Regions from separate parts of the Homo sapiens genome. Here region 1 is linked to region 2. A link is an interaction called in ENCODE POLR2A ChIA-PET data of the cell type or tissue named here. Cell type or tissue: PC-9. All regions are shown on one strand. Each heading gives the region's core, and the rest is flanking DNA. Links, peaks and the distances in the headings are about the cores only.

Region 1 (5,375 bases), core at 250-5,249, 140 kb before region 2:
GTGGTGTGATCTCAGCTCACTGAAACCTCTGCCTCCCAGGTTCAAGCCATCCTCCTGACTCCACCTCCTGATAGCTGGGAGCACAGGTGCGTACCACCACGCTGGGCTAATTTTTGGTAGAGTCAGGGGTCTCTCCATGTTGCCCAGTCTGGCCTGGGACTCCTAGGCTCAAGCGATCCACCCGTCTTGGCCTCCTAAAGTGCTGGGATTATAGGTGTGAGCCACCGCACCTGACCTCAAACATTTCTTTATGCTGACTTCAACTCCTCAGGCAATGCTTCACTCTTTCAATCAATTGCCAATAAGGAAATCTTCGAATCCACCTATGCCCTGGAAGTCCCTCTGCTTCCATCTTTGAGATGTCCTGCCTTTTGAGGCTGAACCAATGTATACATTTCATGTATTGCTTTATGTCTTTGTTTGTGACTTCCATCTCTCTAAAATGTATAAAACCAAACTGCAACCTGACCACCTTGTGCATATGTCCTCAGGACCCCCTGAGGCTGTGTCACGGGCCATGATCACTCATATTTGGGTCAGAATAAACTTCTTCAAATATTTTACGGAGTTTGGCTTTTTTCCTCAACAATACTTACCTCTCCCTTGCTTCAAACCCTCCCATGGCTCCCCAGTACTTTTTCAGTTTTTTTTTTGAGACAGAGTTTTGCTCTTTTTGTCCAGGCTGGAGTGTCGTGGTGCGATCTCCGCTCACTGCAACCTCTGCCTCCTGGGTTCAAGTGATTCTCCTACCTCAGCCTCCTGAGTAGCTGGGATTACAGGCACCCGCCACCACATCCGGCTAATTTTTGTATTTTTAGTAGAGACGGAGTTTCACCATGTTGGCCAGGCTAGTCTTGAACTCCTGACCTCAGGTGATCCACCCGCCTTGGCCTCCCAAAGTGCTGGGATTACAGGCGTGAGTCACTGTGCCCGGCCACCCCCCCAGTACTCTTAAGACAGAGTTTGAACTCCTCACTGATAAAGACCTGCAAGATCTGGCACCTCCTGGTCCCCTGCCATCACCCATGACCCTTCCTACTTCATACTTGTTCCCCAGCCAGACTGAACTACTTTTAATTGCCTAATATTATTACTAGAAAGGGGTCCTGATCCAGACCACAAGAAAGAATTCTCTCACAAGAAAGAATTCGGGATGAGTCCACAGAGTAAAGCAAAAGCAAGTTTACTAAGAAAGTAAAGGAATAAAGGCCGGGCGCGGTGGCTCATGCCTGTAATCCCAGCACTTTGGGAGGTTGAGGCAGGGGGATCACCTGAGGTTAGGAGTTCAAGACCAGCCTGGCTAAAATGGCGAAACCCCATCTCTACTAAAAATACAAAAAATTAGCTGGGCCTGGTTGTGCGCCCATGTCATCCCAGCTACTCAGGAGGCTGAGGTATCGGAATTGCCTGAACCCAGGAGGCCGAGGTTGCCATGAGCCAAGATCGCACCACTGCACTCCAGCCTGGGCGACAGAGTGAGACTCCATCTCAAAAAAAAAAAAAAAAAAGTAAGTAAAAGAATAAAAGAATGGCTATTCTGTAGGCAGAGCAGCAGCATGGGCTGCTTGACTGAGTGTATTTATGGATACTTCCTAATTATGTGCTAAACAAGGGGTGAATTTTTCATGAGTTTTCCAGGGCAGGGTTGGGGAGCTCCTGGAAGTGAGGGTTTCTCTTCTTTTTAGATCATATAGGGTAGCTTCTGGACATTGTCATGACTCTGGTGGGAGTGTCTTTTCGCATGCTAATTAGTGTATAATGAGCAGTGAGGACAACCAGAGGTCGATTTTGTTATCATCTTGGTTTGGATGGCTTTTGACCTGCTTCTTTACTACCTCTTGTTTTGTCAGCAGGGTCTCAATGACCTGTATCTTGTGATAGGAATCCTGCTGGCCTCTTATCTCAACCTGTGAGAAAGAATGCCTAACCTCCTGGGAATGAAGCCCGTTGGGTCTCATCCACATTTTACCCAGCCCCTATTCCAGATGGAGTCGCTCTGGTTCTAACACCTCTGACAATATCCTATATTACCTCCAGACATTTGCGTATGCTAATTTCTCTCCCTCCTCCCCCATTTCATGTGGCTGTCTCCTCCTTCGTCAGGTCTCAACTCAAATGTTTTCTCCCCCAAGAGGCCTTCCTTGATTTCTTTTCTTTTTTTTTTTTTGAGATGGAGTCTCGCTCTATCACCCAGGCTGGAGTGTAGTGGTGCGATCTTGGCTCACTGCAACCTCCGTCTCCTGGATTCAAACGATTCAGCCTCTTGAGTAGCTGAGATTACAGGCACCCACAAACATGCCCAGATAATTTTTGTATTTTTAGTTGAGACGGGGTTTCACCATGTTGTCCAGCTGGTCTCAACCTCCTGAGCTCAAGTGATCTGCCCGCCTTGGCCTCCCATTAGTGCTGGGATTACAGGCATGAGTCACCGCACCCAACCACCTTCCTTGATTTCTAGACTGGATTCTGAAACCCCTTAGGGCTCCCATTGCACCTTTGTGTTTACCCTGTTGAAACAGCTATCAAACTGGATTATGGTTGTCTGTTTTCAGGACTGCTCTCTGCTCTCTCCTATACTACCTCTAGCTTTTTTTCTTTTTCAGATGTAGTTTTGCTCTGTCACCCAGGCTGGAGCGCAGTGGCACTATCTCGGCTCACTGCAACCTCCGCCTCCCAGATTCAAGCAATTCTCTTGCCTCAGCCTCCCAAGTAGCTGGGACTACAGGCGCACACCACCATGCCGGCTAACTTTTGTATTTTTAGTAGAGACTGGGTTTCAACCTGTTGGCCAGGCTGGTCTCAAACTCTTGACCTCAGGTGACCCAACCGCTTCAGCCTCCCAAAGTGCTGGGATTACAGGCGTGAGCCGCTGCGCCTGACCTCTAGCTCTTTTTTCTAACTGTTGGCCTGCTTTCCAAAAGTTGGCTTAGGCCCATGACTAGGTTCTTGGCTGTAGACTCACAAAGAACTGCTTCCCAGAGACCTCTCCACCACCTCCCTTTTGCAGTTTTACTCCAGCAGTTGGATGTGCTTGGTTTCTCAATCTGACTGGTGACTCTTCTCTGATCCTCTAAGTCCTTTTTTGAGACAGTCTTGCTCTTTCCCCTGCAAATTCCAGGTCTAGGCGTTTTTCTTTTTCTTTCTTTCTTTCTTTTTTTTTTTTTGAGAAGGAGTCTTGCTCTGTCGCCCAGGCTGGAGTGCAGTGGTGCGGTCTGACTCTCTGAAGGCTCCATCTCCTGGGTTCAAGTGATTCTCCTGCCTCAGCCTCTCGAGTAGCTGGGATTACAGGCATGTGCCACCATACCCAGCTAATTTTGTATTTTTAGTCAAGATGGGGTTTCTCCACGTTGGTTAGTCTGGTCTCGAACTCCCAACCTCAGGTGATCCGCTCGCCTCGGCCTCCGAAAGTGCTGGGATTACAGGTGTGATCCACCGTGCCTGGCGGACTTTTGTTCCTTTTAGAAGAAAATAAAAAAAGAATCTAGAGGATTGGTGAAAAATAAAAGATGACAGTAGAACTCTAGGAAGTGTTTTTTTTTTTTTTTTTTGAGACGGAGTCTCGCTCTGTCTCCCAGGCTGGAGTGCAGTGGCGCGATCTCGGCTCACCGCAAGCTCCGCCTCCCGGGTTTTACGCCATTCTCCTGCCTCAGCCTCCCAAGTAGCTGGGACTACAGGCTAATTTTTCTGTATTTTTAGTAGAGATGGGGTTTCACCATATTAGCCAGGATGGTCTCGAACTCCTGACCTTGTGATCCGCCTGCCTCGGCCTCCCAAAGTGCTGGGATTATAGGCATGAGCCACCGCGCCCAGCAGAAAGGAGTTTTAATCATTACTTAATCCAACGCTTTTTTGTTGTTGTTGAAGAGGGAAAACTGAAACGGGAATGTAATTTGCTCAGGATCACATGGCCAAGTTGTAGAATCAGGCTGCACTCTAGCCTGGGTGACAGAGGGGGACTCCATCTAAAAAAAAAAAAAAAGAAAAGAAAGAAAAAGAAATTATTAACAATGAAAATTAAAACAAATAAAAATGTTAGAGGCTAGACTCCACAGCCAGCCCACTCTCACCCTCTGTGTTGTAAATGCTTGCATGAGGCTTCAGGCAACTTTCAGGCTGACAAGGAAGTTTACAGCACCCAGTCCATAGTGGGAGTGTCCTAATGAATGATGAATGCTTATCGTGTGCAACAGCTTTTTCTTCTTCTTCTTTTAAATGACCTGGTCAGCAGGAAGTAGCAAGAGCTTCTTAATAGAACATTGGGGGAGCCAACTGGGAGAGGCTCAACCAGCTTTTGAACCAGAATAATCTCCGAGAAGTCACAGCCTTTTTTGTTTGGCCCTCTTTTCCTGCAGGTGGATTCATTAGAGTACTTTGAGTTGCATGTAAGGAGACTGGGTCAAGAGGGCCTTAAGTGACTAGAGTACTTAGTATTATCTCAGGTAACAATACACCAATAGGTGGACTGTTTCAGGGTTGGCTATTTCAGCGTCTCAGTTCTGGGGTATTGGATTAGCTTGTTACTGGACAGGGGTCCCAATCCAGACCACAAGAGAGGGTTCTTGGATCTCGCGCAAGAATAAATTCAGGGTGAGTCCGCATAGTAAAGTGAAAGCAAGTTTATTAGGAAAATAAAGGAATAAAGAATGGCTACTCCATAGACAGAGCAGTCCTCAGAGTGCCTGGTTGCCCATTTTTATGGTTATTTCTTGATCATATGCTAAACAAGGGGTGGATTATTCATGCCTCTCCTTTTAGACCATATAGGGTAACTTTCTGAGGTTGCCATGGCTTTTGTAAACTGTCAGGGCACTGGTGGGAGTATAGCAGTGAGGATGACCAGAGGTCACTCTCATCGCCTTCTTGGTTTTGGTGGGTTTTGGCAGGCTTCTTTACTGCAATCTGTTTTATCAGCAAGGTCTTTATGACCTGTATCTTGTGCTGACCTCCTGTCTCATCCTATGACTTAGAATGCCTAAGTGCCTGAGAACATATCCCAGTAGGTCTCAGCCTTATTTCATACAGCCCCTACTCAAGACGGAGTTGCTCTGGTTCAAATGCCTCTAAGCTTCTCAAGGATTCCTCATGGTCTCAAAATGGCTGCTACAACTTCAAATGTCACATTCTAGCACAGCAATGTCCAAAGGCTGGAAGAATATGTGTGAGAGAGAAAAGAAGTTGGGAGGTGGGAAAGTTTCTCTCTTTTAATAGAAAGGAACTTCCTTCCCAGAAACCCTCAGCAGACCTCCACCAATGCCTCAACTGCCAGGACTGCTTCCAATGCTTACTCCAAGACTGTCAACAGGATTTCCATGGCTGGCTCAGACCAATCAGAATTAATTTCCTGCACATGACATGTTGTGTTTTGTTCCAACAAA
Region 2 (5,375 bases), core at 169-5,168:
GGTAACATCTTGCACAACTACAGAATAGTTTCACAACCAAGAAACTGGCATTGCCACAGTCCACAGATCTTGTTCCAACTTCATTAGTTTTACAGGCACTCGTGTGTGTGTGTGTTTAGTTCTACGCAATTTTATATCGTGTAGATTCGCATAACCACCATCACAGGGAAGTTGCCTTTTATAGAAGTATTCCAGCTGCCAAACAAAGAAGAAATCATTGAATTGGAATATCTCTATTTTGTAACTTCCAGTGAAATAATGGATCTAAGTGGGAAGTAACAGCCTTAATAGCTGCTAATTCCCCAAAGGGAGAGAACTCGACATAATATGCCTCCTGATGAGAGAATACGCATCAAGTATTCTTACCACAGAGATCAGACCCAAATCCAAGCAAACCCCAACAGCCAGCTACCATGCAATACATGCACACATTCAACACCCTTTCACGATCAAAACACTCAACCACCTAGGAATAGAGGGAAACTACTGCAACACAATACAGGCCATCTAGGATAACAGCTGACAGCATACTCAATGGTGAATGACTGGAAGCTTATCCTCTAAGATCAGGAACAAGGCAAGGATACCTACATTCACCACTTCAATTCGACGTAGTACTGGAAGTTCTAGCCAGAGCAATTAAGCAAGAAAACCAAAGAAAAGATACCCTGGTTGGTAAGAAAGAAGCTAAAATTATCTCATGGATGACATGATCTTATATGTAGATAACCCTGAAGATTCCACAAGAAAAAAACTGTTCAAACTAATAAATAAATTCAGCAAAGTTGCAGGATACAAAGTCAACACACAAAAGTCAGCTGCATTTCCATAAACAGTGGACAATCAGAAAAGGAAATTAAGAAAAAAATCCCATTTATAATAGCATCAAAAAGAATTAAATAGGAATAAATTTAACCAAGCAGCAAGAAAGACTTGTACACTGAACACTATAAAACATGCTGAAAGAAATTTTAAAAGACACAAATAGGGCCAGGCATGGTGTCTGACGCCTGTAATCCCAGCACTTTGGGAGGCCAAGACCTCCCAAATCACTTGAGGCCAGAATTCAAGACCAGCCTGGGCAACACAGTGAAACCCTGTTTCAACAAAAAAAAATTAAGAATTAGCCATGCGTGGCACATGCCTGTGGTGCCAGTTACTTGGGAGGTTGAGGTGGGAGGATCTCTTGAACCAAGAGTTCAAGGCTGCAATGAGCCATGACTGCACCACTGCACTCCAGCCTGGGTGACAGAGCGAGACCCTGTCTCAAAAAAACAACAACAAAACGATCTATACTGCCCAAAGTGGATCTACAGATTCAATGCAATCCCTATAAATGGCATTTTTTACAGAAATAGAGAAATAAAACCATCCTAAAATTCATATGGGATCTCAAGGGACCCTGAATAGCCAAAACAATCTTTAAAAAGAACAAAGGTGGAGGCGTTACACTTCATGATTTCAAAGTATATTACAGAGCTACAGTAATCAAACTAGTGTGGTACTGGCATGAAAACAGGTATACACTCATAGACCAATGGAATGGAATAGAGAGCCCAAAAATAAACCCTCACATATATGGTCAAATGATGTTCGACAGGAGTACCAAAACCACTCAATGGGGAAAGGACTGTCTCTTCACCAGATAGTGTTGGGAAAACTGGACATTCATAAGGAAAGGAATGAAGTTAGACCCCTACCTTATTCTGTATACAAAAATTACCTCAAAATAGATAAAAGACCTAAATGTATGACCCAAAACTATAAAGACAACTTAAGGGGAAACTTCATGACATTGGATTTGGCAATGATTTCTTAGATATTATACCAAAAGCATAGGCAGTAAAAGCGAAAATAGACAAATGGGATTACATCAAACTTTTTTTTTTTTTTTTTTTTTTGAGACAGAGTCTTGCTCTGTTATCCAGGCTGGAGTGCAGTGGCGCAATCTTGGCTCACTGCAATCTTTGCCTCCTGGGTTCAAGCGATTCTCCTGCCTCAGCCTCCTGAGTAGCTGGGATTACAGGCATGCGCCACCACACCCAGCTAATTTTTGTATTTTTAGTAGAGATGGGGTTTCACCATGTTGGCCAGGCTGGCCTCAAACTCCTGACCTCAGGTGATCTGCCCACCTCAGCCTCCGAAAGTGCTAAGATTACAGGTGTGAGCCATCACGCCCAGCCGACTACATCAAACTTTTAAATTTTTGCACATCAAAAGAAATAACAGTATGAAAAAGATAACCTATGGAATGGGAGAAAATATTTGCAAATCATGTATCTGATAAGGGATCAATATCCAGACTATATAAAGAACTGCAAATAAAAAACAAAAAATTTACCCAATTAAAAAGTGGGCAAAGGGCTGGGCACAGTGGCTCATGCCTGTAGTCCCAGCACTTTAGGAGGCCGAGATAGGAGATAATTTGAGCCCAGGAGTTTGAGACAAGCCTGGGCAACATAGAGAGATCCCGTCTCTATTTTTAAAATAACAAAAATTAAAAGTGAGCAAAGGACTTGAATAGACATTTCTCCAAAGAAGATATATAAATGGCCGAAAAGCATATGAAAAGATGCTCAACATCACTAATCATTAGAGAAATATGAATCAAAACAATAAGATATCATCTCACCCCATTAGGAAGGCTGCTATAAAAACAAACAAACCCCAGAAAATAACAAGCGTTAGCAAAGAGGTGGAGAAATGGGGACTCCTGTGCTGCAGGTGGGAATATAAAATGGTACCGCTGGCCGGGTGTGGTGGCTCATGCCTGTAATCTCAGCACTTTGGGAGGCTGAGGCAGGTGGATCGCTTGAGTCCAGGAGTTTGAGACCAGCTTGTGCAATATGATGAAACCCCGTCTCTACTAAAAATACAAAAAAATTAGCCAGGCATGGTGGCGTGCCTCTGTCATCCCAGCTACTCCGGCGACTGAGGTGGGAGGATCACCTGAGCCTGGGAGGTCGAGGCTGCAGTGAGCTAAGATCATGCCAACTGTATTTTAGCCTGGGTAATCGGAGTCAGACTCTATCTCAAAAAAATAAAATATATTAAGTTCAGGTGTACAATAAGAAAATTAATTAAAATATAAATAAAAATGATAAAATGGGTACAGCTGCTATGGAAACAGTATGGAGACTCCTCAAAACATTAAAAATAGAACGCCGTATAGTCCTGCAGTTCCACTTGAACCGCCTCCTCCTCCTCACATAGGACCTGAAATATGTTACCAGTGGAGATTCGCATGTCTGAAAACCTGGACCTACTCCCATCCCTTAAGCTCACCCCTGCCTTAAGTGATTTCCTCTCATCTCTCATTTATGAAGCTGCAGCCTTGAATCATTCCCATAAGAAGTATTTATTTTTCTACTTTTGCACAATATGTGCAAATAAACAGTAGGAAATTGGAGGTAAACAGAGAGAACAACTACTCCCAGTGCTAAAACAACAAGCAGGCTGAAGTAAACATTTAGGCTCTGGCAAACTCTAAAGGACAAATAATCCAGTTTCCTCAACAAACACGTCGCAAGAAAAAAGTTAGATGTGAAGGTAATACTGTCTCAGCCTGTTCAGGCTGCAAAATACCACAGACTGGGTAGCTTTTATACAACAAAAATTTATTTATCTTAGTTCTGGAGGCTGAGAAGTCCAAGATTAAGGCACTGGTAGATTCAGTGTCTGGCAAGGGCCCAATTCCTGGTTCACAGACGGTCAGCTCGCTGGGTCTTCCTGTGCTGGGAGAACTCCATTCTCTTCAGCCCCTTGTAAGGGCACCCATCCCATTCGTGAAGGCCCCACCCACATGACCTAATCAGCTCCCAAAGTGCCCTCCTAATACAAGCACACTGGGGGGATTAGATTTCAACGTTTGTTTTTTCTTGGGGGGACATATGCAGTCCGTAGCAGGTATCATGTTTTAAAAGCCCTCGTCTCTTAGATAAACACTGAAAAATTCACAAATGAGACAGACATCTAGAATTTGCTTCAGAAGAGTTCAGGAGTAGGAAAGTGGATGGCAAGGGTAGAGACAAAACCAGATTGGCCACAAGTTGGTAACTAACTGTTCAATTGCTGAAGCTGGGATTCATTATACTAGTATCACTTTTTTGCTTTTTTTTTTTTTTTTTTTTTGAGACAGGGTCTCACTCTGCTGCCCACGCTGGACTGCACTGGTGCCATCACAGCTCAGTGAAGCCTGGAACTTCTGGCCTCAAGTGATCCTCCCACCTCAGCCTCCCAAGTAGCTGGGGACCAAAGGCATGTGCCACCATCCCAGCTAATTTTTTTTTAATGGGGTCTCACTATGTTGCCCAGATTAGGCTTCATGTCTTTTGTAAACAAAAAGGTTTTAAAAACAGACAAATTAGGCCGGGCGTGGTGGCTCACGCCTGTAATCCCAGCGCTTTGGGAGGCCGAGGCGGGTGGATCACGAGGTAAGGAGATCGAGACCATCCTGGCTAACATGGTGAAACCCCGTCTCTACTAAAAATACAAAAAATTAGCCGGGCGTGGTGGCAGGTGCCTGTAGTCCCAGCTACTCAGGAGGCTGAGGCAGGAGAATGGTGTGAACCCGGGAGGCAGAGCTTGCAGTGAGCCGAGATTGCGCCACTGCATTCCAGCCTGGGTGACAGAGCGAGACTCCGTCTCAAAGAAAAAAAAAAATAGACAAATTGGGGCTTAAGTGAGATAACAGTTTATTTTTCATATAACAGACCTAGAGGCAGGCAGCACGGGCAGGCCATGGGGGCAGCTTCCAGAGCATCAGGGCCAGCTGCTGTAGCTGCTGCCCACCCCTTCCTCGCTTGGCCCCCTCAGCTTCATAGAGCAGCTCCATCTCCAGCCATCACAGCCATTCCAGCCAGGAAGAAGGGCTGGGTGGGAAGGGCAAGCTCCCTTCCTTGAAGGCCATGCCCAGACACCACACAAAGCACCTCTCCATCCAGGGACCAGACAGTCATCTGACCACACGTGGCTGCAGGAAAGGCTAGGGAAGGCAATCTTTACTATAGGTGGCCACAGATTTGAAAACCGGGGCTTCTACTACCAAGGGGGAGGGGATGGAGACTGGGGTACGATTTGGTGTCTGCCACAGCTCTCATCCCTGAGATTGGTAATCTAGCATCCTAGGTGCCACAGATCGGCCAGCAGAGCTAATGCTGTCCAGCTGGTGGGCCCAATGAGGTTTAAATATGTTTGTCATTTACATGTACATGTAATGTACATGAAGCAATCTGCTCTGAAGTCTCTGTTCCCTTTTGGATGCGGAGCAAGCACCTGGCTTCCTTAGCTCTCCCAGGGTAGGTGTGCGTCTCCAGGAAACTGCTACCCCCGACAGCCAGGGTGGCAATGCCGTTTCCTATGCTATAGCTCAAAGC

Evidence for each region. Peaks named below come from ENCODE experiments on the same cell type or tissue, not always from the same donor. Only the 100,000 strongest peaks of a DNase experiment are listed, where the experiment ranks them.
Region 1: POLR2A ChIA-PET joins it to region 2 with 5 read pairs; 3 of 35 experiments call an interaction of 5 or more read pairs at or near these places.

What each region holds. Positions count from the first base shown.
Region 1 is chr20:49,761,127-49,766,501 of GRCh38, forward strand. It overlaps LOC105372652 (a long non-coding RNA gene), which reads right to left. Exons shown (of 3, transcript XR_936825.3): 3 at 3,531-3,962. Among named protein-coding and RNA genes, the nearest start is that of SLC9A8, 49 kb to the right of the region's middle. In PC-9, for the core only: no CTCF peak of the experiment used is centred there; DNase peaks (open chromatin) are centred at 2,455 and 4,185; H3K27ac peaks cover 3,892 bases.
Region 2 is chr20:49,896,351-49,901,725 of GRCh38, forward strand. No RefSeq gene overlaps it. Among named protein-coding and RNA genes, the nearest start is that of SPATA2, 16 kb to the right of the region's middle. In PC-9, for the core only: no CTCF peak of the experiment used is centred there; no DNase peak of the experiment used is centred there.